Linked DNA regions of Homo sapiens: all the other regions are linked to region 3. Evidence: chromatin loops called from intact Hi-C (ENCODE). Cell type or tissue: Caco-2. All regions are shown on one strand. Each heading gives the region's core, and the rest is flanking DNA. Links, peaks and the distances in the headings are about the cores only.

The links. Hi-C counts contacts between places; a loop is a spot of excess contacts. Peaks named below come from ENCODE experiments on the same cell type or tissue, not always from the same donor. Only the 100,000 strongest peaks of a DNase experiment are listed, where the experiment ranks them.
Region 1: a loop joins it to region 3, with 17 times the contacts of the local background. A loop is called at or near these places in 2 of 110 quality-filtered maps.
Region 2: a loop joins it to region 3, with 4 times the contacts of the local background. A loop is called at or near these places in 32 of 110 quality-filtered maps.

Annotation. Positions count from the first base shown.
Region 1 is chr1:157,686,313-157,697,681 of GRCh38, forward strand. FCRL3 (Fc receptor like 3) reads right to left here. Exons shown (of 15, transcript NM_052939.4): 5 at 11,347-11,369; 6 at 10,828-11,112; 7 at 9,728-10,015; 8 at 9,017-9,295; 9 at 3,943-4,221; 10 at 3,486-3,605. It overlaps FCRL3-AS1 (FCRL3 antisense RNA 1), which reads left to right and starts at 9,117. Exons shown (of 2, transcript NR_199044.1): 1 at 9,117-9,270; 2 at 9,653-10,332. In Caco-2, for the core only: a CTCF peak has its summit at 5,198 (motif pointing left); no DNase peak of the experiment used is centred there.
Region 2 is chr1:157,502,339-157,510,338 of GRCh38, forward strand. No RefSeq gene overlaps it. Among named protein-coding and RNA genes, the nearest start is that of FCRL5, 46 kb to the right of the region's middle. RefSeq lists an enhancer at 3,220-3,459. In Caco-2, for the core only: a CTCF peak has its summit at 3,504 (motif pointing left); DNase peaks (open chromatin) are centred at 163 and 3,483.
Region 3 is chr1:157,167,385-157,176,950 of GRCh38, forward strand. LOC107985211 (a long non-coding RNA gene) reads left to right here and starts at 6,107. Exons shown (of 4, transcript XR_007066653.1): 1 at 6,107-6,359. RefSeq lists an enhancer at 5,397-5,898. In Caco-2, for the core only: CTCF peaks have their summits at 4,695 and 4,909; a DNase peak (open chromatin) is centred at 3,542.

The sequences.
Region 1 (11,369 bases), core at 1,070-9,069, 520 kb after region 3:
TGCATGCTCATAGATTGGAAGAATTAATATTGTTAAAATGGCCATACTGCCCAAAGAAATTTACAGATTCAATATTATTCCTATCAAATTACCAATATCATTCTTCACAGAATTAGAAAAATCTATTTTAAAATTCATATGGAACCAAAAAAGAGCCCAAATAGCCAAAGCATTCCTAAGCAAAGACAGCAAAGCTGAAGGCATCACACCTCACAACTTCAAACTATACTATAAGCCTACAGTAATCAAAATAGTATAGTACTGATACAAAAACAGACACATAGACCAACGGAATGGAATAGAAAACTCAGAAATAAAGATTCACACCTACAACCATCTGATCTTTGCCAAGGCTAACAAAAAGAAGCAATGGGGAAATGACTGTCTATTCAATAAATGGTGCTGGGATAACTTGCTAGCCATATTCAGAAAACTGAAACTAGACCCCTACTTTTCACCATATACAAAACTTAATTCAGGATGGATCAAAGATTTAAATGTAGGACTCCAAACTATAAAATTCCTAGAGGAAAACCTAGGAAATACAATCCTTGACATCAGCTTTGGCCAAGAATTTTTGGCTAAGTTCCCAAAGCAATTGCAACAAAAACAAAAATTGACAAGTGTGACTTAATTAAACTAAAGAGCTTCTGCACGGCAAAAGAAATTATCAACAGAGTAAACAGGCAACCTATAGAATGGGAGAAAATATTAGGAAACTATGCATCTGACAGAAGTCTAATGTTGAGACCTGTAAGGAACTTAAACAAATCAACAAGCAAAAACCAAATAACCCCATTAAAATATAAGTGAAGGACATGAACAGCCACTTCTCAAAAGAAGTCAAGCAAGCAGCCAACAAACATAAAAAAATGCTCAACATCACTAATCTCCAGAGAAATGGAAATCAAAACCACCATCAGATACTATCTCACACCAGTCAGAATGGCTATTACTTAAAAGTCAGAAAACAATAGGTGCTGGTGAGGCTGAGGAGAAAAGGGAATGCTTATACACTGTTGGTGGGAATTTAAGTTAGTTTAACCACTGTGGAAAGGGGTTTGGAGATTTCTCAAAGAACTTATAATAGAGCTACCATTCAACCTAGTAATTCTGTTATTGGTATACGCTCACAAAAAAATAAATCATTCTGTCAAAAAGACACATGCACTCATATGTTCATTGCCATACTATTCACAATAGCAAAGATATGGTATCAATCTAGGTGCCCACCAGTGGTAGACTGGATAAAGAAAATGTGGTACATATACACCATGGAATACTACGCAGACATAAAAAAATGAAATCATGTCTTTTGCAGCAACATAGATTTAACTGGAGGCCATAATCATAAACCAACTAACACAAGAACAGAAAACCAAATACCACATGTTCTCACTTATAAGTGGGACCTAAACATTGAGCAAACATGGACATAAACATGGGAACAACAGACACTGTGGACTACTAGATGGGGGAGATGGGGAGGAATGTGTGAGTTGAAAAACTACCTATTGGGTACTATGCTTACTATCTGGGTGACAGGATCTGTACCCCAAATCTCAATATCATGCAATATAACCATGTAACCAATCCACACATTTACCCCTTACATCTAAAATAAAAGTTGAAAATTTTTAAAAAGTTATGGCTATTATACTAACAAAGGAAGTAAAATAGAATTAAAAAATCAATTATTCCAAAAATAAGTCAAAGTAAAGCAAAAAATAGATGTGACAAATAGAAAGCAAATAGCAAAATAGACATGAAACCTAATCATATCAATAATTACACTAGTGCAAATGGTCTAAACACCTCATTTTAAAGGCAGACTACAATATTAAACTAAACAAAACCGGCAAGAATTAGCTGCATGCTATCTATTAAAAATTAACTTTAAATATAGGGGTACAAATAGGCTAAAAGCAAAAGGATGGAAAAAAATCACATGCTAACACTAATTATATTAACATATTAATATTAGACAAAGACTGTTTCACAGTAAGTGATTCAACCAGGGATACAGAGGGTCATTTCATAAGGATAAAGTGGATAATTCATCAAAAACATGAAAATTCTTAACACTTATCCACCTAATAATGAGCAATTCCAAATTCTGGAAGCAAAACTTGATAGAATTGCAGAAGAAATGGATAAATTCACAATTACAGTTAAAGATTTTAATTCCCCTATCTCAGTAATTGATAGATCAGGTAGACAAAAAATCAGTAAGGATATAGAGGAATTGAGAAACATTATCAATCAAATTCACTGGCAGGCAGTCATACTGTAAGAAATGTTAAAAAAAAAAAAAAGGTCCTTCAGGCAGAACAAAATTGATACCAGGTGAAAATATGGCTATATAAAAAGGAATGAAAAATTCTGGAAGTGGTAACTGAGTAAGTATTCCTTTGAGACCAAATCATAAAAAGACATTTCTAGAAATGAAAGCTAACAACAAATTTTCCTCATAAACATGGACGTAAACATCCTTTGCAAAATTTTAGCAAATCAAATCAACAGTCATGACCAAGTTGGGTTGACCCCAGAAATATAAGGCTACTTCGACATTCAAAATTCACCTTATCAATAGACTAAAAAAAATCTCATTACTATCTCAATAAATGTAGAAAAATCATTTTACAAAAATTTATTTGTGTAAAATCTCTCAGCAAATTAGGAATAGGAGGGACTTCCTCCACCAGATAAACAGCATTGAAAAAAACCCATGGCTAAAGTAATCTGTAATGGGGAGAGATTGAATACTTTCCCCCTAAGATCTGGAATGTGATAAGAATATTTTCTCTCACCACTTGCACTCAGCATTGTACAGGAGGTTCTAACCAGTGCAATTAAGCAAGAACAAGAAGTAAAAGAAATTAATATTGGAAAGGAAAGAGTTAAACTATCTTTCTTTGCAGACAACATGATCATCTATATAGAACATCTGATGAAATCTGCAAAAGAGATACTGAACTAATAAGTCAGTCTAGCAAGATTTCAGGATATAAAATTAATATTAAAATTAGTTGTGTTTCTATACACTAGCAACAATCGGAAATTGAATTTTTAATCTCATTTTTGGCATTCTTTATTTATTTTATCCAATTTCACTACATTTAGCTGGCATTCAAATATATCTCGGAGTTTATGGTCACCTCTATGATGATTTATTTATTTTTTGTTACAAATGAAGGACTTTCTTAGGGAGATAGAACATGAGTTAATTAATTTTCTAATTTTTAATTGGAAGCAAAACTCTGCTACCTAATATAAATCTCAAATTAAACACATGAGGTAAAAATTTTATTGAGAAGTTTATTCTATTGTTTTTGCTACAATTGCCTACAGAGTGACAGTGAGTAGTGGAACTGAGGGCCTAGTACTTGGAAGGGAATACTTGACCTTTATAGGGTGCACCAGACAACTTCAAATTATTATAGCAACGGCAAAATCACATCACAAGGTAGGACCTAGACACCCACCTGGTTTCCTTCGGGCCCTGGCGTAATGCAGCAGAGCAGCAGCAGCAGCAAGGACGAGGATGCTGAGCACCAGCCCCGTGATTCCCGCAGCGGTAAGGCCTGTTCTGTTCCTGGAAGTTCCTGAGTGGAGGGAGCTGTACTTGAGTTTCAGTGGCACAGGTTTTGGATACAGACAAAATCATGCAAGTAGGGTGAGTGTGTTCCAGTTTCTGATTCCTCCTGTAGCATCATTTGTAATTTTCAAAACTATGGCATATGAAAGGTATTCTCCAGCATCTAAGATTAAAATGTATTTCCTTTCCCTCTCCCATATAAAATCAGTACCAATCTCCAGAAGTCCCAAGCCTTCGTGTGCATGTTCAAAACCTCCTTGGTGCTAGTAGAATTTGTACAATCTGTCAGATAACTATTTTATTTACCATAACTGTGACCTCTAGCCCAGGTACTATTAACACACCTGTAACATTGAGTGTCACCACTTTACTGTGCTGGGCCCCCAGGCCATTGTCAGCCTCACATGAGTAGTTTCCAGAATGTTCTGTAGTCAGAGAGAGGTTGAAGGATGCCCCTCCTCCAGAGTGGGCCGAGATGTTCCCCAAGGTGTCATCCTCGTGATAAAACCAGTACAGGATCGGGAAGGAGCCTCTCAGGGACTCACAGTGAAGCTCCAGCAGGTCCCCCACCACAGCCTGGGCCCCGGGAGCCCTGAGGGTGAGGACGGGGCGAGACACCGGAACTGAGGGAGGAAAAATAGTTCACTGGCAGTTTTACTTAAGTAGGTATACAAGAGAACTTAATAAAGGAATATGCAGCATAGTTGAGTTGCGGGAACATGCACCTGGATTCTGGAGAACCTGGGCTTCAATCCTGTCTCTATCCTTTATTAGCTCTATAAGCTTGATTTTTTAAGAACTTTTTAATTTCTCTAAGTCTTAGTTTATTCCTCTGTAAAACTGAGTTAATGATACATTATATCTCAAGCTATTGTAATAAAAATCATATTGCATGTAAAGTACTATAAAAATTGGTTATTATTATTGATAAAAATATAGCTAAAATCAAGGTTTCTAAAATTCCTACACCTGAATCTTAGCTCTAAGACTGAGACTTCCATACCTATCTAAAGGCAGGACCCATTACTCTCTACCTAATCACCTTGCTTTATTTTTCTACATAGCATTTAGCACTACCTGACATCTGTCTATGTATGTATGTATGTATGTATGTATGTATGTATGTATCTATCTATCATCATTGTTTTATATGATTCCCCAATAGGATGGAGAATTATCTGTTTGTTCGTTGCTGTATTTATAGCTGTTGGAACTTTGCCTGGCATATAAAATTTATGCTCAATAATTGATGATTGAATGGAAAACTGAAGTGAACCAAACTGTCAAAAAAAATCCAGATATAGCTCTAGCAACAATGATTTCTATTTTAATGAACAATTAAAGAAATGGCATAGTGGGAAGAATAGAAAGCCCTTAATATCGAATGTTAACTGTAAGATTGCTGGTTCTGCAAAGTTGTGAGGAAAACTGGATGAACCAATCTGTGTGTAGTGCTTTAGATATAAGCCGTGTGCTTTATTGGCAAGGGTAACTTGATAAGGATCTTAAGCTCTGCTTTCCATCGCAGATGGGCTAAAGGGAATGAGTGTGAATGTGGAAACTATTCACTGAATGGCAATGATTAAACTTGAAAATGAGCCATCTGCTGGCTGCAAGAAAGATAGCACCAGCTGCCTCATCAGGATAGAGGTGCCAAGTCCTGATATTGGAAGTGTAGAGTTCCTGCTAAATTGAAACAGATGGTTTGAATTTGTCCCTTCTGTATAGCCTCTAAATATGAAGTGACCTGGGCGGGATGCAGAGGGCCTCAGGGGTGAGTCTTTTGTATGGTGCTTTGTGATCTCACTGTGCCTTTCACTCATGTCTCTGGGTGTTCGTATTCTGGAAAGAGAGATTTCCAACCTCTTGCATCCCCTCCTCTAGGGCTCATGGGACCTCTGGTTCTGAATGCATATTCCCCTAAAATCAAAGAACTTGAAGACTGAAAAAGACCATGGTTATTGTCAACTTAAGTGGTCTCCAAGATGGGCTATAAGACACCAGATTGAAGTGTAAGAAGAAAATATGAGAACATTTAAGAGTATTTCTTTTTGAGCTTGAAATTTAAAAAGATATTCAGCTTTACTAATATTCATGGTGGTGCTCTTGCTCAGGTAGATGTCACACTGTGTATTGGGATAGGACAGCGTTTTTTATGAAGGCAGGGCCACCCAGGCACGGAGGGTGGGACAGCAGTGCCTTGGCTTGTTAGTTAACTCTCAGCATATGGAACATAATGCCCTTTTAATTGGCTACTTAAGTGTTTTTACAGATTATTTTAATTTAAATCATAAAATATATTTTTTATTTTTTAATTTAATTTCTGTATTCTTTTTTTGTTTTTTTGAGACAGGGTCTCACTCTGTTGCCCAGCCTGGAGTACAGTGGTGCAATCATGACTCACTGAAGCCTTGACCTCCTGGGCTCAAGTGATCCTGCTTCTTCAGCCTCCAGAGTAGCTGGGATTACCGGATCATGCCACCACGCCTTGCTATTCTTTTGTATTTTTAGTAAAGACAGGGTTTCCCCATGTTGCCCAGGCTGGTCTAAACTCTTGGGCTCAAGCAATCCTTCCTTGGCCTCCCAAAGTGCTGGGATTACAGGCATGAGCCACTGTGCCTGGCCAAATCATAAAAGATTTACAATGCTTTGTAATGAGATTGGGGAGTGACCTCAAACCTTTTTGTATCACATGAAAGTTCACTTATTTTGTGGCAAAGTTCTAAAAAGAGGAATTAAATGTAAAGATACGTTACGTGTTTTTCCATGAAGAAAGATTAGTATTTAATTTTTGTTGACTTTTTGGTGATCAGTGGCTACTGACAATGTTAATACTTAGCAAACACTTTAAAAAGTGACTTTTAACAGTATTTCATATTGCTAATGCTTTTCTAAACTTATGCTATGGAGATAATATTTTGGAAAATAGTTGTTTAAAAATATTTACATTTCTATGTCGTCTTATTACCAGAAAATGTAAGTATGTCAACTTTAAAAATTTATATCTGCACCTTTAAAAATCCATGGAAACAGAACATGGCAACCAAAGTTTAAACATGTTCGATAGAAATTCAACATGCAGTGGCTGGGCGTGGTGGCTCATGCCTGTAATTCTAGCACTTTGGGAGGCTGTCGCGGGTAGATTCCCTGAGCTCAGAAGTTCGAGACCAGCCTGGGCAACATGACGAAAACCCGTCTCTACTAAAAATACAAAATTTGCAGGGCGTGGTAGCCTGCCTCTGTAATCCTAGCTACTGGAGAGGCTGAGGCAGAAGAATCGCTTGAACCTGGGAGGTGGAGGTTGCAGTGAGCTGAGATAGTGCAACTGCACTCCAGCCAGGGCAACAGAGTAAGACTCCATCTCAAAAAAAAAAAAAAAAAAAAAGGAAATTCAACATGCAGCACTTCCTACTTACTTTACAAGAACAACTAATGAACATCAACAAAAACATAAACTTATTAACCAAATTTCAATGAAAACCCTTGCATAGTTAGACTATGGGATTGAAAAATGAGTATCATGGAATTGAAAGAGCAGCAGTGATGATCTGCTTCCACTTGGATGTAGATATATTGGTAAGATAAAGCTTTAAGCAGTAACAGACACTAAAACTAATAGGAATAAGGCCAAACTCAGAACCAAACCTCAAATAATTGTACCACCATAAGTAAACTAAGATTTTCAAAGTAAATGAAGCATATTCAATTATAATAATTTTAGTCAAATATTCTAAATCAAAGATTTTAAAATATTGTTTATTTCATTTTCTTTCTCTCCTTCCTTCCTTCCTTCCTTCCTCCCTTCCTTCCTTCCTTTCTCTCTCTCTCTCTCTCTTTCTTTCTTTCTTCCTTTCGTTGACATGGTATCACTCTGTTGCCCAGGCTGGAGTGCAGTTGTGCAATCTTGGCTCACTGCAGTCTCAACCTCTTGGGTTCAAGTGGTCCTCCCACCTCAGCCTCCCAAGTATCTGAGAGTACAGGCGCATGCCACCATGCCCAACTGAATTTTGTATTTTTTTGTAGAGACAGGGGTTTCTCCATATTGCCCACGCTGGTCTCAAACTCCTAAGCTCAAGTGATTTGCCCACCTCGGCCTCCCAAAATGCTAGGATTACAGGCATGAGCCACTGCACCCGGCCCCTTATTTAATTTCTATTTTTTCTGTTTGTTTTGTAATGTGCCCATTAAGTTAATACAGTAGTACATGTATATAATTAACACACAAATATATGTTATTAATATACATATATGTGGGGTATGTGTTAAATACTTTTGATGGAGAGTGGTGCGAGATCCAGAATTCTTATACCCCCATGATTTGCTGACTCAATTACTTTATAAGGGAGGAAAATAAGCACAAGACTAGTAAGAAGACTTATTCAAGGTTAAACAAATGATATTTTCTTGTTCAAGACTCGAGTCTCTGTTTCAGCACACTGTCTGGCATTCCCAGATTTTAATACCTCCTTAAATCATTACCCAAGTTTGGCCTATAGGAAGGATTATTATTAACCAAAATGTCATAAGTGTTCTAATAGTCTGGAATCATTGGAGAACAAGAGTCCATGGCAAAATCCAGAGAATGTATGGGTTTGTGTGACTGGGAATTATTACCATATCTCTCTTATTTTGCCATCTTCTCCTAGGTCCCAGTGCCCTCTCCCATCCTCCAAATGCTGAGCCCTTTGGGATAACCATGACTTGGACTGGAGGTTCTCTTCTAAATGATTGGGCACATTGCTAATTGTTCTTAGGGGCTGGACATGGGAAATACGAGATGCCCTGGTGCCTCTGCTGAAGGAAAATTTTGTTAGGGGATACTGAGAACATCAGATTAAATGAGACCCAATCAGAAGGCATTTGAAAAAAGTGAGAAGGTTAGATAGGTCACTAGAATCTGGAGGCCATGAAAGAGGCCTGCTGCTGTGATCCTAGTGGCTGACAGAGAACCCACAGAAGTGGGTATCCATGAAGAGAGACACTTTAATGATCCAGGGAGCCAAGTGGGAATTTAGATTGAGATAGGGGCAGAAAACTGTGGCAAGGGATGATCCAGTCATTTTTTTCCTGGGCAAAGGAATTCAGAAATAAAGGCTTTCTGTGCCATTTTCCTTTGTCAGTAATTGCTGACCCATCACGTGTTTGGTATTCTGGTAAGCCTTCGTGCCTCTACCAGAAAAAAAAATGAATGGGGTATATGGATGGCTGTTGATGATAATTACAGAGGAATTAAAAAAAGGAATGGTCTAAGTTACTAAATGTGTAATCACTAGGAAGAATCCCAGAACTCCCAGGTGGAGTCAGAAAGAGTGGGAAGTCTATTGGGATATCAACCAGCAAATAGCCCAGTGGAGCTATTTCTGAGAAGACATGATCTGTTGTATTGGCTGTTAACTGCTGTGGGTATATCTTGCTTACCTGTGACCCTGAGACTCACTCCATGACTGTGCTGGGCCCCCAGGCCATTGTCTGCATCACAGGAGTAGTTTCCAGAATGTTCTGCAGTCAGAGAGAGGTTGAAGGAGGCTCCTCCTCCAGAGGGGGCTGAGCTGTTCCCCAGGGTGACATCCTCATGATAAAATCGGTACAGGATCGGGGGAGAGCCTCTCAGGGACTCACAGTGAAGCTCCAGCAGGTCCCCCACCACAGTGTGGGCCCTGGGAGCCCTGAAGGTGAGGACAGGGTGAGATACCGGAACTGAAGGAGACAAAAGGGCTGTCAGAGGATTCTGACGTTGTGACAGATGCACAACCTCTCTCAAGGAGCCTAGCAATGGATATGTCCCTTGTCCCTTGATTGTTTCTGTTTCCCCACTGATCACATTTTTCTTATCTAACAATCAGAAGCATTTCCCCAAAACAGTGAGAGGTAATCTTGGGTAGTTTTGTTTTCATCACCACTCAGTCTTCCCCGCAAGAAGTAAGGTGCTTCAACTTATTTTGCCATCTTTCCATTTCTTGGATAGCTTTTAAATATCTCTCTCTCTCTCTCTCCCCCTCTCTCTCTCTCTGTCCCCACCCCCCTCCCCTCCCTCCCTCCCCGTGCCTCTTTTAGGAGACCTTAGTGGCTGACAGAGAACCTAAACCCTGGCTTGCAACTCGAGGCTGTGTGAAAGGAATCGGAACTTACTTCTCACGGTGACTCGAATCCACGTGCTGAGGATGGGGCTGTGAACGTTATCAGCTGCACAGTAGTATCTCCCTGCATCACTCTCCTTCACGGTGAGAACATGCAGCTCTGCCAACAGGGAACGCTGGGTCTTTCTACCCAGGCTTCTTACTCTTCCTTCTTTGTGCCAGGAGAATGTGACAGTCCCTGAACCCTGGGCTACTGAGCAAATAAGGACCATATTTTCTCCTTCAATCAGCTGCCCTCCGGTGGGCCGGATCTCTAGATTCACATTAGACACAGGGACTCCTGGGGGAACACAAGATGGCATGTGAAGGTCCTGATGGCAGGGACATCAAGGTCAAGGGGAAGGCTGGAGCTACCATGAATAGGCCAATAGCAGCAGGTGCAGCAGGCAGAAGCCCAAAGTAGGAAATAAGAAATTAATTGTGTATACGATTATAAAGGAAGCAACATCCCTCTCACTCCCACAACATTCCCATCCTTGAGAAATGTGGGCACCAAGTCCATAATCTCCATAAATCCAATGTTTTCTGGTCACATTTTATATGCATTTATCTCTAAGGAATCTTTGATGCATCAATAAACCACAAAATAAAAGAGAACACTGGAGATCCTCTGTTTTGAAGATCAAAATAGAATCCAAACCCTTCTCCTATTCTTCAAGACTTCTCCAGATTTACATCCATGTCTCCATGTCTTTCTCTGACTATTACAGTTCATATTCATCTTCCCCTTTTCGGACTATTTTGTTGTGAGTTCAGGTTACCAAATGGAAGCACCACAGGGGCCTCTTAAAACTGCATGTGTTCAGTTGTGCTTCTAGTTGTCTCTTGATTCATGAGAGAACCGATCTTGTACATCTCTGTAACCCCATAGGGTTGGGCAATCAGTAACTGATCAATAATTACTATTACCTGACTCAAGTGGAAGAAAATGTTCTAGGGCTGTTAGACCAACGTTGAGCTTAAAGAGAGAAGATTACCAGAATAGCTGGACACTCCTCTCTGTTATGTCCACCATCCTAGGGGTGCAGGAGATATCACTGGCCTTCCTCTCCCCAGCTCTGACTCTGGAAGAGCAGCCCCTTAGACACTCACTCTGTACACGTATCTGAGATCTCAGGCTCCTTTTTTTGATGCTGTGAGTCACTGTCTCCACCTCACACCAGTAAGACCCTGAGTCTTCAGTCCACATGGCAGGGATCTGGAGTCTGGGGGACCTGCTCCAGCCCAATCCGAGGGTCTGGCTATCTCTGAAGAGGGAGAATTGCAGCTGGACATCTGGCCTCTGTGGAGAGAGCTGGGTCTCACAGGTCAGGGTCATGGGACTCCCCTCTATGGGCGTGGAAGAGCTGGCTCTCAGCACAGGATGTAGAAACAGCTCTAATGAAAAGAAACAACATAGTCTCCAGGGTGGTGAGGCTCAGAGTTCCTAGAGAGATGCATTTGTCATCTCAGCACCAGCCATCAGGAGATAGAGAAGCATGCAGAAGGAACCATCTCCCTCCCATGGCTGAGCCATAGGAGACTCTTTATGAAATTCCCACTGATAAACATCTTCCCTTTATCCCCAGTTTCCCTAACAAACCCAGTAATCCACAGGAATCTAGCCATTACCTTGAACTTGGATATTTAGGGGT
Region 2 (8,000 bases), core at 1-8,000, 330 kb after region 3:
TTATGGCAATATAGTTTTTTTCATCAGTGCACGAAGAATCCGTTTTTCTTTTGCAACAGGACCCAATTAGAAAAAATGGTTATTCTACCAAGGGTTTGACTGGAAGGGCATACTTCCCTTTAAGGAGTCAAGCTTGACTTACAGAACCAATAAAAGCCTCATGGAAGTGTGGCCTCACACCCTCCCCTACACAGTCTCTGTACAAGGTTCCTGACCTGTGGTCAGTAAAGAATGTGACTTTCTAACAGGTCTAGGAGCTCCAAGTTTATCTTGGGATCTTAAAAGGAGAGGACCACTCAACTCACAGGTATTCGAGGATACAAACCCATGGCTGGGTTGGTTCAACTTTAAAAGGTCTTATCTGAGATGCCTTGTGGAACAGAATTCCATCAAGTCCAATCCAAAAGGCCTATGTAGAAATAATTATTCTTGTTGTACTTTATGGAAATAATCAGGCCAAGTATAAAACCAAAGTCTATTTTGCAAACCCTCAGTCCTATGATGATTTGTTTTTTAACAAACATGAGGACTACAGAGAGAGAAATTATATTTCAAAGCTTATCATATATTTGTCATTAAATTCTAAACACACTAGTTGTTTGTAAGTTTTTGCCTACATTTTAGGATAACCCTGCTTGTTCCTGTGAACCAACCAGCAATCTCCAGCTACAGCTCAGAAAGAACAAGAGGTATGGGTAATGTAGAAATCTGGATCGATATTCTAGTTCTGAGCAATTATCCTGCAAATCCCGCCAGGTGATGGGAATAAATAGGATGCCCATCACTTGAAGGTTTCTTTTTTGGGAAAGTAACACCAAGGGAGCTAACCAAAGCCAAGGACCATGCACCCAAATCCTAGCAAGCATAACTGAAGCCACCAGTTATCTGGGTGTGTCACAAGACATCCTTTTCTTTCCCTTGTTGGAGGAGGACTCAGTTCCACAGTTGCACCTTAGCATTTGGCTTATGATAAGGAGTCCATGCAACCCCCTGGGAAACATTTTTGTCCCAAACTCAATTCCAAGCTTCAGGTCAATGCTATAAGAAAGAGAACTGGGCCGGGCATGGTGGCTCACGCCTGTAATCCCAGCACTTTGGGAGGCCGAGGTGGGCGGATCACGAGGTCAGGAGATCGAGACCATCCTGGCTAACATGGTGAAACCCCATCTCTACTAAAAATACAAAAAATTAGCCAGGCTTGGTGGTGGGTGCCTGTAGTCCCAGCTACTCGGGAGGCTGAGGCAGGAGAATGGCGTGAACCTGGGAGGCAGAGCTTGAGGTGAGCCGAGATCTTGCCACTGCACTCCAGCCTGGGTGAGAGAGCAAGACTCTGTCTAAAAAAAAAAAAAAAAAAAAAAAAAAAGAAAAAAAAGAGAAAGAGAACTGGATCTAACAGATCCAGAGGCAGGCAGCTACAAAGGTTAAAAGGCACAGCGCAGGTGAGCGTGGCTAATTTCTGCTGATTAAGCCAACCCCGAGCTTGCTATTTCATGGATAAAGGCCACGTTAATGTCCATGGCATAAATGAGATCTAGGGAACTCCAAGGCTACCAACAGCAAGGGAGATACGGCATACATGGGTAAGAGTGGATGATTCCCACCCCTAAGGGCCCCCTGCTTCATGGGTGCAAAGCTCTTTTGCACTCACGCCAGACCTGCCTAAGTCGCCCGGACTTGGGGATGCAAGGACGGAAGAGGAAAGAGGACACTCTTCCTTCTCTCCGTCACATCCCCGGGTATCTGCTAGGAAGAGAAGGGAGCCAGGGATGTCTGCTCCCCTCTTTCTAGATGGGTAGCCATTCATCTTCAGTCTGTACCCCTTCCAAATGCATCCTGAACCTCTGGGACTCCTTTAACAGGTGCCTCTTTTTTTCCTTTCTCCTTCTCTGTCCTCTCTTCACTAATAGGTAATTGTGTCTCTGTACTACAAGACACTCCCTTCAGATGCATCCTACAAACTGGAAGGAGTTAATTTCCCAAACCTTAAAATGGCTGCCATAGGATTGGGCTCAGGGGAAGAGAACCCAGAAGCCCAACATGCTGGCAAAAGGGTAAAGTATTTTAACCAGTTGGGCTTTTGGCCTCCCTCTTCCTGTGCAAACTGGTAAAAGGCCTCAGAATTTTTGAGCTGTCCTTAACCCTCCCCTTGTTTCATTTGGATACATGTTTTCTAATAACATAGTTTGTCTCTTCTTGCCTTCAGGCCATCAAACTCCAAATAGTCATGCAGCTGGAGCCTCTGACAATGTCCCCTTCTGCTGGGAAACCTTAAATAGACCTTTGAGGGAGCTCGGACTGTTGTTTCCCCAAAACAGCATCCCCTGTCAGCAGGAAGCAGTTAAAATGGGTCTTCGTCCTTATCCTTAATCTAACAAAAGTTTGATGTACTTCTTTAGAAAGGGGAACGAGACAGCCAGGCGGGAGAGGGCTCCCCGGAAAAACTCCAACCAGCCTGCACAATGGGGTGGAGCCACAGAAGTTCACACCCTTTGTGGGGAGGAGTTGGGCCCCTCCTCTTCCTGTGTGGAACCTGGGATTCCAAGGCAGGCGGGAAGTGCTCTAGCAGGGACTCTGGCATTGCAAGAGTCCCTGTTTGCTCCTTTTCTTCCTCTTTACCCAAAAAAACTTGTCTTACTCACCATTAAAATTGTCTGTGAGCCTGAATTTTCATGACCGTGGGACAAAGAACCCCATTTTTAGCTGAAAGAAGAAAAAGTCCTGCAACGCATGTTCTTGTGTGTTTCTGGAGTTTGTTCATTTTTTTAGTTGCTGAATAGGATTCCATTGTATAGAATTTGTCCAATTTGTTTATCCATTTCCCTATTAAGGGGTATTTGGGTTGTTTCTAGTTTTGGGTGACTATAAACAAAACTACTAAAAATATACTGTATAGGTTCTTCTGTAAATCTCAGCTTTCATTTCATTTGGGTAAAACCTAGGGGGGATTTTCTGGGTTGTACAGCAAGTGTATGCTTAACTTTATAGGAAATTGCCAAACTGAGAAGCAGTTTCTAAAATGTTTATGAATATTTTAGTCTTCAGAGCTGTGCAGGGTGGGCACTGCTATTATTCCACTCCCAGGTGCTCAGCTCTCCTGGTCTGAGCAGCTTGCTGCAGTCACAAAGTTGGCACGTGGTGGATCTAGGGAAGGTGGGCTCAGGCACTCTCACTTGATGCAAGTACTGCTCTCTGCTTCAGTTTCTGTTTTCTCACTGGCTTCCTTTGCTTTCTCACAGTCTCTGCCCTCCTAACGCAGGCTGGCCCAGCCCAGCCTTCTGTGAACCTCCTCCATCGGGACATTTTCCCCGTGGTGGTGCCATCTGGGGCTGCCCATGCCCTGAGAACTGCAGCTGTGTGCCGAATGCCGGCTCTGCTGCTGGCAAGCCACTGGCCTCCAGCTGCTGCCTCCCTTTGCCCCATTCCCTGTCAGGGTCCAAAAGAGACAGAACAGTCAGCTCTCCTGGCTACTCTGCTCAGAGCCCCGCACAGCCCAGGGACCTAGTGACACCTATTGGCCATTTGTTAGAACTGTGGCTGCACTTGAGTTCAATGTGCAACAAGAAGGCTCTGACGCAGCTTCACATTAAATAGGCACATACGTGGCAAAAGGATACGTGCTCATGTTTAAAAATTCAAACAGCTGGTACAGACATACAATAAAAAGTAAAGTTTCTCCTCCCTGTAGCTCGGTTTACTCCTGTGATTAGCGTTTTCTGTTTTTAGTTATCTGGTCAGCACACAAACATAAATAACATGATAATACATGGAAATCCTTGATTTATCCACTTTAGATAGTGTGTTAGTCCATTCTCTCTTGCTATAAAGACATGTTTGAGACTGGATAATTTATAAAGAAAAGAGGTTTAATAGCTCACGGTTCTGCAGGCTGCACAGGAGGCATGACGCTGGCATCTGCTCAGCTTCTGGGAGGCTTCCGGAAACTTACCATCATGACCGAAGGCAACCTGGGAGCAGGTGCATCACATGGCCATAGTGGGAGCAAGAGAGAGAGGGAGAGTGCAGGGGTAGGGGCCACACACTTGTAAACAACCAGATCTCACAGTAACTCACTATTGTGAGGACATTACCAAGGGGGATGGTGCTAAACCATTCATGAGAAATCTGCCCCGGAGATCCAATCACCTCCCACTGCGCCCCACCTCCGACACTGGGGATTACATTTTAAAATGAGATTTGGGCAAGAACACACATCCAAACTATACTAGATGGTGTCTATTACCTACATTGTAGGAAAGATGAAGAATTTAGGGCATTATAGGGCTTTCCTGTCTTCCTGTCCCCTTTACTTCCTGGTTTCAATCTGTAATATGACTAGGTTTTTCTAATGGCTAGATTTATGCTTTAAAAAAAAGGACCTAAATTTCAATTTCTTTCTTTTTCTTTTTTTTCCCTTTTTTTTTTTTTTTTTTTTTTTTTTCTTGAGACGGAGTCTCACTCTCTCGCCTAGGCTGGAGTGCAGTGGAGAAATTTCGGCTCAATGCAACCTCCACCCCCCGGGTTCAAGCAATTCTCCTGCCTCAGCCTCCTGAGTAGCTGGGATTACAGGCGCATGCCACCATGCCTGGCTAATTTTTGTATTTTTATTAGTGACGGGGTTGTACCATGTTGACCAGGCTGGTCTCAAACTCCTGGCTCAAATGATTCACCGGCCTTGTGAATCAATCCCAAAGTGCTGGGATTACAGCTGTGAGTCACTGCACCCAGCCAAATCTCAATTTTTTGATGTATTATTTTTAGAAAAAGTCTATATTGATTCTCCACTACACACACACACATACACAAAGTTAGTGCATGTAGACTTTCCTCTGCTTTCCACCTCCAGAGTTCTGTGAGCCATAATATCACTTTTGTGTTGCACGTGTTTATAGAATTTGAATACTGAAGTAGCCATAATTAAGTGTTCTGTGCTTGAAGTTGATTCTAAAAATTGAAAACCCTTAAACAGTATTTAAGGCATTATTATTATGTAAACACGAGTCACTGCAGAACCAAGTACTGTGATTAGGCCCACGGAAAAGGAAATAAAATACTATGTAATTAAACCTTGGGCACTCAAAGGAGAATGTTCTATGAATAAAGGTCTCTTTTCTCCACTCCATTAATTATCCAGTTACCCACACTTCAGTTACTTCAAATTTGAACCACGACTTTCTTAGACTGTCTTGTTTTCCCTGGATTTCTAATTGTCATTCTATTTGCTGTAATTTTTATTGAAGAATAACATATCTCATCTGATTGTTTAGAATTGACTTAGACCTGCTTAGAATCTTTATTCTGTGTTCTTATTTCTATAATTTCTGGAGTGGAAGTGACTTCCTCTGGTGGAAGTGGAGCAATCTTCCCCAAGTCCTCTGACTTTTTGGATGCATTGTTTTCTGGGGCAGCTGTGTAGCTGTCAGCTTAGAATTTTTTCTGGGACACCTGAGTACTACATTCTCATGGATCTTGTGACATTTTCTTTCTTAGATTTTATTTTTATTGCTAAAGTTTAGATTTGCTGGAACATGTGCTACATCAGTATAACATGGTGATTAAGAGTGGGCCTTCTGAGTTTGAAACTGCTTCATATTAGTCCTGTGGCCTTGGATAACTGGATCTCAGCACTGTGGCATCTTCATCTGTAAAACGGGCACAATGCAGCTCTCTTATAAGTTATTTTGAGATGGAGTGAGACAATATATGTAGTACTGTTAGGACAATGACCAATAAATGATAAATCTAATATTTTGGTGGATTTTGCAAGCGAGAGGAGTAATGGGGTGTGTGCTCATTTGGCCATCCTGAATTGGCAGACAAGACATATTTCTGAAGTAGTCAAGAAGGCCCACCTCGTCACTATGCACATCCTCAATGCCCTCATGCCATCCTCGATGCCAATGACTGGCATGTACGTCTCCAGAGCTCCCTCCTGAATCCAGTCTTCTGTCACTGACTGTGTCCTTGACATCTCCACCTGCATGTCCATTGCTCAAAACCAAACTTCTGATCCTCTCCCCTAACTTGTTCCACTTACAGTGTTCTCCACCTCAGGATGGAGCTGCCATCTTTCTAGAATCTCAGGCCAAGTATTTTGGAATCATGTTGATTCTTTTCTTTCTCTTGAATCTTCATTTCATCCATCAGAAAATTCTGGATACTTTAGCTTCAAGATATGCCCAGTATTCCATCACTTCTGACCCCACCACCATCACCCCATCTCAACTGTCATAATCTCTCACCTGGATGGTGTAGTGGTCTCCTAACTGGCCCCCCTGCCTCCACGTGGCTCTCTGCTGTCTAGCCCCAAACTTGTTGGGTGTGATCCTATTTTATGTCCTCTTCTTGGGGCACTCCTCCCTCTGACTCCTGTATGCTGTCCAAATGGCCATGGAACATTTCATGCCTTTGTTCAGATCACCGTCTCTGTGAGGACTTCCTCGACCACTCTTTATTGTTGCAGCCTCCTCTGGGCATCCTAACCCTCCTATTTGGCTCTATTTCTTCTTTTTCATGGCGCATGCCACCTTCTAAATCATGACATAAGTTACATACTTATCATGTTTAGCGTTCCCTGTCTGTTTCCCCTGCTAGAATGTCAGCTCCTTGAGGGCAGAATTTTTTTTATTTGCCTTGTTTACCAGTGTATTCCAAGTACTTAGTACAGCAAGCACCTGGCTCAGTTGTAGGTACAGAATATGAATACATATGAATAAGAATTCTCAGTTGTAGGCAAAACTGAGGATGTGCATAGTGGCAAGGTGGGTCTTCTTGATGACTTCTCAACAATTCTCAGTTGTAGGCACTGAATATGAATTCATACTAAATAAGAACACATACTCAGTGAAGGAATTTGCAAATGATAGTGAGGAGCGTGGAGGAGCTCCCACACTGCCTTGCCCCACAGTTTAGCTATTGAAGGTGACATCTGAAGGAGGCAGTTTGGCTAATAAGTACAGGGGGCAGACTCTCCTTAAGGGTAAGAGTGACAGGGAGGTCACTTTCAGAGTGCAAGAAGGGTGACAGGAAACATGAGCATGAGCAGGGCCTGAGGGTCTCAAGGGCCCCTTCTAGCTCTAACCTTCAGTGATTTCAGGCCAGGTGAGGTGCTGAGCTCCCTGGCCCCAGAAGCATTCCAGCATAGGCTGGCTGATGTCTCAGCAGGGATGCTGTGGAGGGGCCCAAGCATGAGAAAAGTACAAGAAGTGGATGCCCTCAAGGCCTTCTCTAGTAATAAGACTTGAAAATTAAACAACTCACCCCTCCCTGACCACTCTCACACCCCAAAGCCTGAGGCCTGGAGTCCCTGGGCCAGCTGGGGAGGGTCCTCCTGAGCTATTGCCTCACCCTCCCTACGCCCCTGTTACCCCATGGTTATGGCCACAGCACCTCCTCCTTCTTCCCTTCCCACGCAGAGCTCATTCTATTTTTGGTGAGGCCAGGTGACAGTGACCCTGACAAAGAGCACTGCTTGGTCAGATGGAAGGAAGGCAAGTGAGGGGCACCTGCCTCTAAGCCTTATTCTCCCATGTCTTCCCCCAGCTCTCCTCCATCCACCAACATGGCCACAAGGCCGCCTCTGGACCAGATCTATCCATCGGGTTTGCTCTGTGGTGCCCCACTTGGAGACACAGGTGGACATGGTGTTCAGAGGTGTGGGACAAACACATAAGATGGACGAGAGCAATGGTGGAGAGATGGGAAGGGAGGCTGAGGCCGGGCGTGGAGGACACGTCCCTGAGGCACCCAGCAGCCTGAACACTCTCATTTTGTCTCTTTTCATCAGAGTCCTTAATCTCTTAAACTGCCTGATGCCAAGAAATGTAGAGCTGCAGGATATGCTGGGCCCCACCCACGAAATTTGTATTTATTCACAGCCTTCTTATAAGCAAATATGTTCTTTTGTCAATAAGCCACCCGGAAGAGTGTCTCTGGGGACATCACCCCTTTGCTTTTATTTCTCTGGAAAATAATTAAAGAACATTCACATCAGAAAGATTTTA
Region 3 (9,566 bases), core at 1-8,000:
ACAGTAATTGGAGGCTCCCAGCAGCTGTGCAGACAATGCTGCACATTCCAGGGCAAGATACTTCATAGGAGCCTCCTCCTCTTGAAGCTGTGACATGTGCCTGTCTTGTGGGCCAACAGCCCCCCGACTCACTGAACAGATTCCCTGACCACTTCTTGCTGTCTTCCTGCAAAATGTGGCTTCCCTATACAGTTCCCCATACAGCTGAGCACCACAAAAGTGACAGGGTCCTGCTAGTCCCTGGGGAGAAGCAGATGCTTAAGACGAGGCACTGTGCCACCTGATGCATGTCCTTCCCACACATCGTCATCACCTGGCCCACCCTAAACTCAAAGTCGGCTTGCTAGAGCCATTCAAAGCCCCTGATGGGGGGATGAGGAAGGAATAAACAAAGAAAAGAGTGTTCTGAACACATAGGGCAGACAGCTAATTTCTAATATACCAAAGCTCTTACAAATGAATAAGGAAAAGATTAACAGCGCCCTAGAACAATGGGGAAAGACTGAAGACTCAAGAAATACAAATGGCCATTTAATATATAAGAGAACTGAAAGTTTGCTAATTGCTGTAGACCGAGTGTTTGTATCCTCCCTTCTTTCATAGGTTGAAACCTAATCCCTGATGAGATGGCTTTTGGAGGCAACTTTGGGAGGTGATTAGGTCATGAGGGCAGAGCCTCATGGATGGAATTAGGGCCCTTAGGAAAGACGGCCCAGAGAACTTCCTTGGCCCTTGCCCGTTTCCCTGTTTAACACCTCTCCCACACTTGACTGCACATGGTGTAGGCAGGAGCACTCACGCCGCGCTCATCCTGGTCCCCTGGCTGTGCCTGGCACAGAGGCTGTGCTCAGTGAGTATCTGAGGAATGGATGTGGAGTCAGCCCCTGTGAACCGAGACTCCAAACAGAGCCCGATCAATTTTCAGTTCTGCTTTTGTAAGTCAGCAGTGGGAACAGGGTTTTATTTGGAACGAGAGCTCCTGGGTAAGAGAGGGGAGAAGCCTCACACACAGACCTGGCCGGCCTCTGTGGAAATGATGTCTGGACATGCCTGAGTATCTGTCACGAACTGTGGTAATAAGAAGGAACATGGGCCTAGGAGTGGCAGCACTTTAAATAAAATAAACTTTATATTTTATAAAAGTTTTACATTACAGAAAAATTAGGCAGATAGTACCGAGAGTCCCACAGACTCCACACCTAGTTTCACCTTTTATCAACATCTTATGCTATTAACATCTGTTACAATTAATGAACCGATATGGATACATTCTTATGAACTCAAGTCCATACTTTCTTCAGACATCCTTAGTTTTTACGCGATGTCCTTTTCTGTTCCCAGATCCCACCCTACACATCTCTGTAGGCTCCTCTGGGCTGTGACAGCTACTCAGACTTTCCTTGTTTTCGCTGACTTTCGTGAGGGGTACTGGTCGTGTGTTTTGAAGAATGTTCCTCAATTGGGATTTGCCTGATGTTTCTCTCATGATGAGACTTGGATTTTGGGTCTTGGTTTTTGGGAGGAAGACCACAGAAGAAACACCATTTTCATCACGTTTTATCACAGTACATACTATCAACAGGACTTAATCTTATGTTGATGTTGATCACCTGTCAAAGATCGTGTTTGGCAGGTTCATCCACTGTCAATTTACCCTTTCCCCTTCCTTTACATATTGTATGCCTTGGAAAAAGTCATTCCATGGAGCCCACACTGCAGGAGTGAGAGTTAGGTGTCGCCTTCTTAAGGGTGGAGTATCTTCATAAGGTTTGGAATTATTCTCCACAGGAGATTCTTTCTTCTCGTCCAATTATTGATTCATTCAATTATGCATTGATATCATAGGAACTCATTGATATTTATTTTATATTTTGGGTTATTAATCAATACTACTTTATTTTGTGGCTCAAATAGTTTCCCATTGTGGCCATTGGCTGCTCTGTAGCAGGCTCCTGTCGTGTCTTTTTGTTGTTGTTCAGCACTTCCTTACGTTCTGGTTCTGGCACTACAGGACGCTCTGAGCTCACATTGTATATTTTGTTTCAGTCCCAGAATCAACAATCAGCCATTTCTCCAAAAAGGTCTAGTTCTTTTTGCAGGGATTGGCTTTAGAAACCAAGATCTAGACACAAAGTGTGCTTGGTTTCGAGCAGTAGGAGTGGAGAGGGGGATTTTCCATCTACAGACACAGATGCCACCTAAGTCCATAAGGTCTTATCATTTGCCTGCTTTGTTGGACATGAGCAGACTTTAAGGGCACAGATGGGTCAGAAATTCATCACAAACATCTTTAGAAGGGAATGAGAGTGGCTGAAGTAAAAGCCACTGAAGGAAATGTTATTTGGTCCTCCCAAAATATGAAAAAGTTAATGAATTCAGCAAAGAAAACATAGAGTCTGTTGTTTGCTACTGGACAAGCTCAGTAATAGTTGTCCTAGTGCAGATGTTATTGTAAAGGTGCGTTGAGAAAAGCAATCAAGATTGTATTGGGAGTGTAGGACAAGAACAAGCGCTTTGGGGCCAGAGTGACCTAGGTTTGAATCCTTACTGTTATTTATCTGTCTAGGATGTTGGACAAATCACTGCTTCTCTAAGCCTCACTTTCTCACCTGTGAAGTAGACATAATGATCATAATGTTTGGGGTTTTGTACATAGCAGAGCAGCTCCCTTGCTGTGATCTATTGAAACTCAGCCCTTGACACAAGGGTTTGTAAAAGAAAAAAGAAGAAAAGAAATAATAGAGTTGTTTGAGGATTCATGAGATGCATATCAAGTGTGTAGCCTCAGCCCCTGGCACATAGTAAGTGCTTAATAAATGTCAACTGTCTGATATATGGCCGGGGGCCCCTAGGCCAGGAAACACCTAAGCAGATGTCTGAGGCCCATAAGGCCTGTTGGACACCTGCACATATTATGTTAGAAGAACAGATTTTGGCTTTTTGTAGAGACTGCTTTAGGAGATGGCTCAAAACTAATTTAAGCCCAAATACAGGAACACCCAGGCAGAGCAATTAGCAGTAGATATTTTTCCTAGATTGGGGTGGGGATGCTGCTTTATTGCTTAGATTCTGATAAATGGACCTGTTTGTTCCAGTCTTTTAGATAGAAATGTATAATTTACTCTGCTTATCCATTTGCTTAGGTTTAATGACATTTCATTCTGATGAGTGAAGAATCTACTGTGTTTACGGAGGGAAAAATGCCTTATAGATATACATTTACATTTTTCTTTCATTGTAAATGGATTTTAGTGGCTCCTATTTTAAAATACAAAAGTGAGATGGCTGAGGAATTAGTGGGGGTATCTCTCCTCAGGTGTCTCCTATCCTCAAGGAGAGGTTTTTTTTTTTAATTTAAAAATTTTAGGAAGGACAGGGTCTTGCTCTGTTGCCCAGGCTGGTCTTGAACTCCTGGCCTCAAGCAGTCCTCCCGCCTCTGCCTCCTAAAGTGCTGGAATTACAGGTGTGAGCCAACGAGCCGGCCAATAATTTTATTCTGAAATAAAATTTGGTAAACGCAGAGCCACGAGGGGGCGCCCTGGACTCTGGCCTGGTGGTAAATCCAGCACCTTCACAAAGGAGGAAGGATCTCCTAGATGCGGGGTTTGGAATGAAATAGGATCATTGGCTGAACATCTGCCGGGCACCTCACTGGGCACGCACAGGGCCTCACTTACTCAACGCAGACACTCCCTGAAGTGGGTGCTTGTGCCCCATTGTGATGAGCTCACAGGCTCAGGCAAGTTCAGCAATCTGTCCAGGGTCACTAAGGTAATAAGTGGGAAATGAGATTCAGACCCAATTCTGTGCAGTTCTAAAGCCTGGGCTTTCCCAGGCCAGCTGACTAAGGCTTCGGCCCATGTGGGGAGGGCTTGATACCTGGAAGGTGCTGGTCAGCGCGGAAGCGAGGCTGGTGGGCGCGTGTCCTCGGGACGAGGGTCACAGGCATCTGCCAACCAGGGAGGTGTTTGAAGCCGGGGTTAGGGAGTCTCGGGATGTTCCTGAATGTGGGACAAACAGTCTCTCACCGTGACCATCTCGGAGTCTGTGTCCAGCAACAGCCCTTGTGGTTGGGAAGAGACTTTGTTAATGGGAAGAGGGTGTCCTGATTCTCTGGCTTGGTACCTGTTCCCAGAGATGGGTGACTTTTATTGTAAATGAGAGACTTGGCATTCTGCTTTGTATATAATCTCGACTTAATTTTGTCACCATGAATGTGTCACTAGGAATTATTAAATTTGTAAGAATGTAAAGTTTTTGAGCCTGAAGCAATGAGGATAAGACGGTGGACTTTGAAAATCTCTCTCTGAGAGGTAGTGTCTTGGGGGAATTAGTGCTCCTGAAAACAGGGATGAGAAGCTGTGGCCCTGGGGAGCTAATGGGGGGTCAGGAACCAGGAAGGTGATGTTTATCAGGATGGGGAGAGAGGGCTGGAAGAGCATCAGGAGCAAGATAAGGGCAACAAACGCTTTCCGAGCATTAATCTGAGGTTAAAATTATCGTCCCCATTTTACACATGATGAAACTGATGCTTAGAGAAGTTACATAATTTGATTAGGATCAAACAGCTAATATTTGGCAAGGCTGGGACCTGAACCTGGTTTTCCAGATGCCGGTACCCAGTCACTTTCCATAATGCCAAATGGCTTCTCAGAAACTCAACACCTCTTCCCTAAGTGCTTTCCCTGTTTTCCTCAAATCCAGGAACTGTTGGTCTTTTGGGCAATTCTGAGCACAGCCACTAAGTGGCGACATTGCCCGACTATGGCTCAGCCCTGTTTCTCCGGGGAAGAATAGGGGAGGGGAGGGGAGGGAGTCGGAGTTGCCCTGTTGTGTGTTGTGCTGTGTGTGGGGCTTTCTTCTATCTATTTAGTCCTCCCAGCAACCCTGCAGAGGAGGTATTATCTCATTTTCCAGATGAGGCCATTGAGGATCTGCTGGATGACAGAGCTTAGCGGTAGAAGCAGGAATGGAATCAACGTCCAGTTGGATTCCAAGTCCTGTCTCCAAGCATGCTGGGCTCCCAAAGGAAAAGCCTTTCTGTGCCCTCAGACTACACAGTCTTGTGGGGAAGTGGACAGTGGGGACCCCACGTGAGTTTTAGGCTGGGACAGCCCAGCAGTGAAGGAGGAGGCTGGGTGAGGAGTAACCAAGCCTTAGCTTTGGTGATTGATGGGAAGAATTGGGTTCTGAGGTGGAAATCAATTACAGTTACAATCTGCTGTGTGGATCCCCTAGAGTGCTGCTCTACTGGAGACCAACATTCCATCCCTCAGCAAGTTTCTCCTTCTGCTTGGGAAGAGGCTGTGTTTTCTTCCCGATGAAATGGTTGGCTGGTGTTGAGGGGCCATGCTATATGAAAAATGTGTCCTGCATATTTAATTATTAGATCCACTCACAGACAGTGTGTGCTGGAGCCAGCTGGAGCCGGCTTGTGAGCTGGTTTTGTGCATCTCCTCCCAAATCTGTGTTCATAGTCATGATGTTGGTGGTTGTAATTAGACAGAGTGGGAATATTTACACCATGGAAATTAGCAATTACTAGAAACCAGGGCTTTTTCCTCCTGTGGAGCCAGTGGTTAAACTGCTACCTGCTCACTGCTGCCCACCAGGCAGCAGAAGGTGCACATCTGAGAGGCAGGCGAGAGCAGAGAGATGGACCAGGGGCACCATGGATTTGCGGCTCCCATGTCATACTTACTTTGGGATCTGAGTAGAATTGCTGCACATTTAAATGGATATTTTCCCGCCTCTCATATTTTTTTGCTGAGGGCAAATAACTGCATTTGAGAAGTTCAACCTGCATTTGATGCGCCTCCTCTGGCAAGCAAGATGGCTGATGCTGGAGTGTGTCTTGGGGCCCAGCCCTGAGCTGGAGCCCTGCAGGCTCCTAAGGAGGTGGGCACCACACAGCCAGGGTGGGCTGCTGTGTCAGCTATGGAACAATAGCACACACCTGACTGCTCAGGGCTGCCTGAGAACATTTAAGGGAGAGGAGCTCTCCTTCATTTTACCACAGAACGTGGGCCCCTTGTGGGCTGAGATGTCTGTCAGAAGGGGAGGTGCTGAGTGAGGCTGTGCTCTCTTTGAAACCACCTAGGGGCTCAGTGACAGCAGCAGGTGGTGACTGGACAGGAAGGGAAGTCTCCTCCAGTGCCAGGCTCAGGTGTGCTCAGTAAATATGTGCTGCATGACAATCAGAGCAGGCTGCCGCCTGTAGCCTAGATGGAAGCTGCTTGTCTTGTTCCAGAGCATACATGACACCCTCAGGGTCTTCATGGACAACAGCTAAGAGTGCTGGGAGAGCCCAGAGCACCTAATTCACCTGGGGCAGGTCGGGGACGGCTCCCCAGGGCCAGGTGAGCTGCATGTGGAAGGGGCAGCAGACGTTTGATAGGGGATGGCAGGGAAGGCTCTTACTCAGGCACTGGGTGCAGGTGGGCAGACTGGAGGCTGACGGGGCATCCTTCTGTGGTCCATAAGGAATGGGGCTAACCCCTGTAAATGAGGAGTTGTTTTCCCAGTGAACAGCTCCTGCTGGGCTCTCCCTTTCCTCTGTGCCCCATCGAGAGGGGGCTCAAAGGTCTGTGGGCACGTTCTGGGGTTGCAGTTGGGATCTGCAGAGACCACAGGCTTCCCTGGGGGGTGGAGCAGCTGTGACCTGAGTCCCTGGTGGGTTTGGAGGTTGGACTGGGTGATGTGGCCTGTCCTCCTCCTCTGCTGGATGAAAGAGAGATTCTGGAAACCAAGAACTGAGAAGGAACTCTTGAGATAAAGGAAGTCCTGCAGAAAGGCACCTGTCTGCTGTGGTTGGAGTGCGAATGTCACCAACACACTGACGTTGGGCGGGAGCTGGCCCTACCATAGGCCCAAGCTGTCTCTCCATCAGTGGGGCCTTTCCCAGGTTCAAAAGGTAACGTAGTTGGCATGATTGAGGTGGCGAAGACTAGGATGAAAACACCTTGTGAAATGAGACCATGAGCCCCGAGGGAGGAGGGCAGGGCTGGCCACCTCCACCTTAGAGTATGAGGGTCCCCAGTGAGACCACCGAGGCTTTTCAGGCCAGCATGTGTGCAGGGCTGTGCTGGGCGTGAGGCAGTGCAGGCCTGTTTGTGACTGGCAGAGTGTAGACGGAGGTGGCTGTGGTTGGTCCAGGGCTGCCTTGGGGCCCAGAGGCTCTGGATATGGAGCCACAGGCCTTGGTTCCTCTTCCTGGGGGTGGTATGAGGGAGGTGAGATGCCGCCTGGGACAGGCCTGGCCTCCCTCTCCCTTGGTGTGGCTCCTCAAGGTCTGAAGTCATCCTAGTGTGGCAGACTCACTTCACTGAGAGGGGACTTGAATTTGGAAAGACCATTGGTTTGGGAGGCCAGGGACCTGGTCCGAGGCCTGGCTCTGGCCAGTTACTCACTTTCCACACCTTGGGTTTACCAGCTCATCTCTTTGCAACCTCAGTTTCCTCATCTGTAAAATGAGAAAGTGATCATAATGATACCCATGTGCCCCTCACAGGTGACATGCCCCAATGTGACCATGGGTCAGACTCTCCCCATTCTTACCCCATGGAACTTAGTTCAGGGCAGGCACCTGTCTCATTGCCACGGACACAGGGGCCCAGTTCAGTGACCTGAGCATAGGACCTCTCATCAGCTGCCTTTGGGGGCTCCTGACCCCCAGAATATTTTTCTCTGGCTGCTCAGCTTCATGAGGTGAAGGTAGTTTCCAATTGTCTCACAAAGAATGGTGAGGCTTTTGACATTTTCTCTTTTTTGTTATAGTAAATAAATTACATAAGATATATTAGTTCCTTATGGCCTTCATACCAACACAGGTCAGATAGAGAATTTCATATTCCGTTTTCCATTACATCTTTTAGTGGCAGACGACAGCATCCTCTTTAGCTTTTTTCTTTAGGAGAAAATGTATTATGAAAACATACATTTTAGTTCCATGATTTTTTGGTAGAATGAAAGAAACAAACTCATGCCAGAGATTCCAGAAATGGTGTCCAGAGCCACAATGCAGAATTGGGCTGTGGAGAGAGCTGCCGCCTGTGCCGTGGACAGAAAGAAAACTGCAAGGTCAGGGCTAGGCGTGATGGCTCATGCCCATTATCCCAGCACCTTGGGATGCTGAGGCAGATGGGTCACCTGAAGTCAGGAGTTCAAGACTAGCCTGACTAACATGGTGAAACCCCGTCTCTACTAAAAATACAAAAATTAGCTGGGCCTGCTGGTGGGCACCTGTAATCCCAGCTACTTGGGAGACTGAGGCAGGAGAATTGCTTGAACCCGGGTGGCAGAGGTTACAGTGAGCTGAGATTGCATCATTGCACTCCAGCCTGGGCAACAGAGTGAGGTCAGGAGCTGCTGGTTGTGACCATGCCATTGCTGCCAGCCTTCCTTGCCCAAAACATGGCCTGCACCTTGCCTCCACCCCCATGTAACTCAGTCTCAGTAAAAGTTCTGTGTATGTGAAATGACCTGTGGGACCTCAGCTGAAATGTGTCTGAAAAATGTAGTTTTGAGCTTTTCATCTCCTGCAGTACAGGAAGGCATCCTAGGTCAGGGGCATAATGGGTGTTGGATGAGCCTGTTTATAAAGGGAATGTGCCAGCTTGCCCTCAGAGATCTGCCTGAGCTTGGTTTGATCCCTGGCCAGGGCTTGACACAATGAAGCCTCCCTATGCTTCTGAAAATGTCCAACTTTACTGTCTCATAGTCCCCCACTTTCTTTCCGTCCCAGTCTAACCCTTCACACCTGCACCCACACCTGCTGTCTTGGCTCTGTTCTGCCCTGGTTTCCAAGAAAAAACCCAGTGGATCCAAGAAGGTGCTTGGTCATTGACTTCACTGCAGCTCTGGGTCTATCTCAGGGAGGCATCAGATCTCATTGGCCATAGACAGGCTTCCCCTCTTTGCTGTCACTTTCATGTCTGCCTCCTTCCACAGCCTGAGTCCTGACACAGGACCACCCTCCTGCCTGTGATGCCCTCTGGGCTGGGTGACTCAGTGACCCTTCCTCTAATTAGTTCTCTGAGGGAGCAGCCCGGCCAGGCTTGGTTCCCGTCACGCTGAGATCCTGAGGGTGAGCGCAGATGAGCTGCCCAGATTTTGATTCCACATAGGAAGGATATTCTAACTCTAGAACTTGTGGACTGCCTTTTGCAGTAACTTCCCCATTACCAGGTAGGGGAGTGAGAATCAAACCAGTCTTGAATATCTTCTCTCCTGGGAATCTGTGGAGCAGTTCTGGGTGAGAGCACAGAGTGCACTCAAGGTGACGTGCTTGGGGACACACAGTGGGATGGGAGAGTGGCTGTGATGTCAGCGATGAGTCCTGAGCTTGTGGTCAGGAGTCCAGACCCTGTGCCTTGATTAGCTGTGTGACCTTTCACAGGTTCATAAGCCCTCTGAGGTTTGGGTTTCACATCCATTAAATGGATTTAATACCCAGAAACCTACCTTGAGGTGGTCATGGGGTCAGGCCTGCAGCTCCAGCCTTCGGGGTGTTCTGCCTGTGCAGCCATCGGGGAAGACCAGGTGGGGAAAAGGAGGCGGTGCCTTGG